Linked DNA regions of Homo sapiens: region 2 is linked to region 1. The links are chromatin loops, found by intact Hi-C in ENCODE. Cell type or tissue: mesothelial cell of epicardium. All regions are shown on one strand. Links, peaks and the distances in the headings refer to the core of each region. The heading gives the core; the rest is flanking DNA. Region 1 has its middle 15 kb from the start of GUK1. Region 2 has its middle 13 kb from the start of RNF187.

The links. Hi-C counts contacts between places; a loop is a spot of excess contacts. Peaks named below come from ENCODE experiments on the same cell type or tissue, not always from the same donor. Only the 100,000 strongest peaks of a DNase experiment are listed, where the experiment ranks them.
Region 2: it touches region 1 in a loop (7-fold over the local background); 24 of 110 quality-filtered maps call a loop at or near these places.

Annotation. Positions count from the first base shown.
Region 1 is chr1:228,123,660-228,126,572 of GRCh38, reverse strand. No RefSeq gene overlaps it. Among named protein-coding and RNA genes, the nearest start is that of GUK1, 15 kb to the left of the region's middle. In mesothelial cell of epicardium, for the core only: no CTCF peak of the experiment used is centred there; no DNase peak of the experiment used is centred there.
Region 2 is chr1:228,499,008-228,501,920 of GRCh38, reverse strand. No RefSeq gene overlaps it. Among named protein-coding and RNA genes, the nearest start is that of RNF187, 13 kb to the right of the region's middle. RefSeq lists a silencer at 728-817 and enhancers at 659-953, 918-1,017. In mesothelial cell of epicardium, for the core only: CTCF peaks have their summits at 629 and 829 (motif pointing left); DNase peaks (open chromatin) are centred at 279, 800 and 1,140.

The DNA.
Region 1 (2,913 bases), core at 142-2,641:
TAAGAATAGCTCTGTGGGTCTTTAGATTGTGAGCTTGTTCCCAGTATTGGGGCGTTTGTCTAGTTCAGGTGGGGTCCAGTTAGCTTTAGCCATCCAATGTTGGGCTTGGCCTTCATCAACAAGTGTATGAAGCAGCTGTTATAGACTGGGAAAGCCAGACTGATAGGCCTGGATTACCATGTTGAATTCATCAGCAAATGAGTTACAGTCTTCAGTAACTTTTAGGAATTCCTTGGCAATGGCTCCGAGTTCAGCCTTAGTCCAAGCCTTGGTCAAAGGAACATAGGAGACTTGGGATTTAGCTGGGTCATCAGTGCTCATAGGAAGGGCTGTAGGAAGTCGGGGAGGAGGTTCCAGGGAGGAGAGAGTCTGGTCCTCTAAGGTTTTTTTTTTTTTTTTTTTTTTTTTTTTTTTTTTTGCCTCTTTTAATTGTTTACTTGTCTCAACTGGCTTTGAGACAGTGTTTTGTATAGAGGTAATTTTTGAGTCCTGAATGTGATTTGAAGCCTCAAGATGCCAATTGTAATATGTCTCCCATTAAGACTGACCCTATAGCCATGGTCTCCTAATTTAGTTCTCAGAAAAGTAAGCTTCAGAAGTTTGATCTGCAAATGGCCATTGGAGCTCCAAATTATCCTTAGTGTAATTTGCCCATTGGTTTAAAAGGGTGCACAAGGGTGATCCTGAATGTCTGGACATGGAGCTGGCTGGGGTCCTGAAGGAGGGTTGCCCTGCATGCTTTAGAATTTGGGAATCCCATTCTCTTTCTTAATCTCTCAAAAGCAAAAAGAAAATCCTATTGGTCCTTTGAGGAAACTAACTCTTGAACAAAGTGTTCTGCTTTCACAAGTATGCCTTTCACAGGATACTTGTTTTGCTTGGTGGATGGCCTTTGCCCTAAGTTGTCTGACCTGTGACCACGGAGCCCTTGTTACACAGAAATTTTCTTGAAACTGGTATGCCCCCAGTGGTAATATTGCCTGTATCTGACCAGTTTGTCCTTTCAAAGGAGTCTTTGACTTTGGAGACTCGAATCTGTTATAAAATGGTGGTGAGAACCCCAGTGGCTCTTAAGTGTTCAACCGTGTACAACAATGTTGTGTTATTTTGCTCTCAAACGATGTTTAGAAACAATGAAAACAAGAGGAAAAGGTCTAATTTGCATGCAAGCAGCCAAAAATGAAACCAAAAGAATACTCACCATGTGCAGGCTAAAGCACCTCCATCTTGGATGCTAGTCTTCCATGCTCACTTCTGATTAACCCCAGTTCTAGGACGTGTAGGAGTGTGGACTCACCGCACATCCTGCTATATGTCAAAACAATCTCTTCACATTATCATAAACATGATCATAAATCCTGCCTTTTGGAAAATTCTTGTCTTTCCCTGCGGGGTTGACTTCAATTGCCCTACATATTCCTTCCTTATGAAGGCCTGGGTCTGGGGGGTAACAGAGCAGGGATCCACTGTCTGCAGGCTGCCTGAGTCATGGCTTTTGTACATAAGTCTCTATCAAATTTTTTTTTCTGAGATTTCAGATTTTTCAGCCTCTTTCTTCAGCCTCTCAGCTCCCCCGGCCTTTTGCATGTAGGCTGTTCCAGTGCAGAACACACAAGAAAGGACGCAGTGTCAATAGAAACAAATCCTGAATAAAGTCAGAGAGTTCAACCAAAAGGGAGTTTGAATACAAGATAGAACTAAACCACACAGAATAAAGATTACTCATGGAAGCTGAGAGTGCAATGGACTCAGGTGGGTACTGCATATGGTTCCAGAGGTTGCCGATCTGGGAAAAGCTCCTCCTTTCTGTGTCAACCTGAAATTGTTAGCAGTGGTGAATCTGTATGGGTCTGCACCAACCTGAATTCTTGACACACCAAGGCAAATTTTAGAGCAGGAATGAAAGTTTATTATTAAAAAGTTCTAGAGCAGGAACGAAAGGAAGTAAAGTACACTCGAAAGAGGACCATGAGGGCAACTTGAGAGATTCAAGTGCACGATTTGACCTTTGACTTGGGGTCTTATACATTGGCATGTTTCTGAGATCTTGCATCTCTTCTCCCCTGATTCTTCCCTTAGGGTGGGCGGTCTACATGCTCAGTGGCCTGCCAGCACTTGGGAGGGGCCACATGCACAGTGTGTTTACTGGAGTTGTATGCATGCTCATCTGAGGCATTCTTCCCTTACCAGTTGAGTGTTCCTAGAGGAAGGTCATACACCAGTTAAACTCTGCCATTTTGCCTCTTAGTGCTCATGCTTGACCCCACTCACCCAACTCCTAAGATCTTATTTGGAAGCTGCTGATTAACAGCTTCAGGTGTTATCTATCTATTAGGACACAGCTTTCCCTGGCACCAGCTGCAATCAATTATTTTAAAGCAACAGTTTAGCAACTGCCTGATTATCACCTGGTGATTGTCTGACATTCCTGGTTTGGGGGAGGGCCTCTCCTGCCCTGCTCATGTCTGCCTAACTACCTACAGTATCAAAATGAGCAAGAGAGACCAGTTCTCAAAACAAAGAGTTTACTTGCTAATAGCCAAGGAATTGCAATCTGGGATGCATGTGCTTTTGTGGACCATAAGCATATTTGAGGGGTTGGGGCAAGAGGAAGCTTTTGAAGGCAAAAAAGAGTAAGTGCATGTAAGATATTTTGAAACATAAATTACTGTTCACAGGGGCTTATTGCAGGCAGTGTTTGTTCATTGGTGGTGCTGGCTGTTGCTAGCAGAGGTGTAACTGAACTCAGGTCTGGGCCACTTGTAGCTTGAAAGGCAAAAACTCAAGAGACAAGCTTTGGTGAAAGGAAAGTTAGCTTTATTCAAGAAGCCAGCAACCCAGGGAAGGCAGTGAACTAGGGTTCAAAGATCACCTTTCTGAGTCATGCTTCTAAATCAGGGGTTTTTAAGGGAA
Region 2 (2,913 bases), core at 133-2,632, 380 kb before region 1:
TTCATGAACTCATCACCTCCAAATGCTCCATGTCATAACACCATCATCTTGAAGGTGAGGATTTCAACGTACTAATGTGGAGGGTGGGACACCTTCAGACCACAGTGTGGGCATGCAAACTGCATAGTCCACAACTGAGCTGTTCCCAAGAACACCCCCCTGCCCTTGCACTCTGCTGCTGGGAAGTGACCTCAAAGCCCTTGGGATGCCATGCCTGACAGGAGGGTCTTTGTTTGCCTGGTGGCCTTGGGTCACACTGGACAGTCCCATAATGTGGTTTAGGGTAGGTTGGCTGCACTGAAGAGAACACTGTGACATGGGGGCGGGAGTCCCTGAGCCAAGTCCAGCGGCAGCAATGTGATGTGCGGTAGGGGCCCTTTGAGTCCTGCAGTTCGACTTCCTCTGAGGCTGGAGACTAAGACTGGCCATGTGGGAAGTCAGCTATCCCTAGGTGCTGGATGCCAGAAGAGACCCAGGATTCTAAGGCTGGGCAGTGTCCCTGGTTGGCAGAACTCCCCGTGCAGTCACACAGGGTGCCCGGAAGGTAGCACAGCCCAGACACCACGGGGACAGGACAGTCGAAGCTCTGTTACCTCTCCCGGACTCCCCCATGGGTTTCCTCCCTTGGCTGACTTAAAGTTGTCTCCGTTCCCCATAATAAACTGTAACGGAAAGCGTAGCAGCTTTCAGTGGGTTCTGGGGGCTTTTCTAGTGAGTTATAGAACCGGAGGTGGTTTTGGGAACAACTCACCCGACAGACATGCCGCTGGTGTGAGAAACAAGCCCGGTGTTGGGGACTGGCTCCCCCTAGCGTCCGGTTGGTCTAACTGCCTTTCATATACAGCCTATACCTCATGTTACTGCGCTTCGCATACTGCATTTGTTAAAAATTGAAGGTGGGTGGCAACCATGCGTTGAGCAAGCTGACCTGTGGCATTTTCGCAGCAGCATGTGCTCACTTGGTGTCTGTGTCTCATTTTGGTAACTCCTGCAATATTTCAAGCTTTTTTGTTATTGTTCCTTTTGTTCTGGTGATCTGTGATCAGGGATCTTTCATGTTACCGTTGAAATTCTTTAGGGATGCCAAGAACTGCGTCCATACAAGGCAGCAAACTTAATGGAAAAATGGCATGTACATCCTCACTGCTCGCCAGACCAGCCATTCCCCTGCCTCTCTCTCTCCCCCCAGGCCTCCCTATCCCCTGGCACACAACAATACTGAAATTGGGCCAATTAATGACCCTATAATGGCCCCTAAGTGTTGAAGTGAAAGGAAGAGTCACACACCTCTCACTTTAAGGCAAAGGCTAGAGATGATCAATCTTAGTGAGGAAGGCACATCCAAAGCAGAAAGATGCTACTTGTGCCAAAGTCAGCCAAGCTGTGAATGCAAAGGAGAAGTTCTTGAAGGAAACTGAAAGTACTCCAGTGAACACACGAATGATAAAAAAGCGAAAGTCTTATTGCAGATATGCAGAAAGTGTGCACGGTCTGAATAGAAAATCAAACCAGCCACAACATTTCCTTAATCCAAAGCCTAATCCAGAGCAAGATCCTCTCTTCAATTCTATGAAGGTTGAGAGAAGCGAGGAAGCTGCAGAAGAAAAGCTTGAAGCTGGCGGGGGTTGGTTCATGCGGTTTAAAAAAAGAAGCCATCACTGTAACATAAAAATGCAAGGAGAAGCAGCAAGAGCTGATGAAGGCGCTGCAGCAAGTTCTCCAGCAGATCCAGCTAAGATCACTGATGAAGGGGGCCACACTAACAACGGATTTTCAATGCACACAAAACAGCCTTCTATTAGAAGCAGATGCCATCCAGAACTCTCATAGCTAGAAAGAAGCCAATGCCTGGCTCCAAAGCTTCAAAGGACAGGGTGACTCTCTTGTTAGGGGCTCATGCAGCTAGCGACTTCAAATTAAAGCCAATGCTCATTCACCAATTACAACAATTCTAAGGCCCTTAGGAATTATGTTCAATCTACTCTACCTGTGCTGTATAAATGAAACAACAAAGCCTACATGACAGCACATCTGTTTACTGCATGGTTTACTATTTTAAGTCCATTAAAATATTAAAATAGCCATTAACACAACATTCAAGTCTTATTAACTTTCAAGTTAACTTCCATAATTAACTTTCAAGTCTTATTATTTAAGACATTTCATAAGGCTACAGCTGCCTTAGACAATGATTCCTCTGATGGATCTGGGAGAAAATTTTTAAAAACCTGCTGGAAAGGATTCACCATTCTAGATGCCTTAAGAACATTCATGATTCATGGGAGGAGGTCAAAACAGCAACATGAACAGGAGTTTGGAAGATGTTGATTCCAGCCCTCATGGATGACTCTGAGCGATCCCGGACTTCAGGGGAGGAAGTCACTGCAGATGTGGTGGAAACAGCAAGAGAACGAGAATTGGAAGTGGAGCCTGGAGATGGGACTGAATTGCTGCAGTCTCATGAGAAAACATGAATGGATGACAAGTTGCTTCTTATGGATGAACAAAGGAAGTGTTTTCTTGAGATGGAATCTACTTCTGGTGAAGATGCTGTGCACACGGTTGAAATGACAACAAAGGATTTAGAATTGACATCAACTTAGTTGATAAAGCAGTGGCAGGGTTTGAGAAGAGTGACTCTAATTTTTAAAGATGTTATGTGGGTAAACTGCTATCAAACAGCAACACATGCTACAGAGAAGTCTTTTGAATGGAAGTCAATTGATGTGACAAACTTCATTGTCTTATTTTAAGAAATTGCCACAGCAACCCCAAACTCCAGCAGCCACCACCCTAATTAGTCAGCAGCCACCAACATTGAGGCAAGACCCTCCCCCAGCAAAAAGATGGCAATTCACTGAACACTCAGATGATCATTAGCATTTTTTAGCAACAAAGTATTTTAAAATTAAG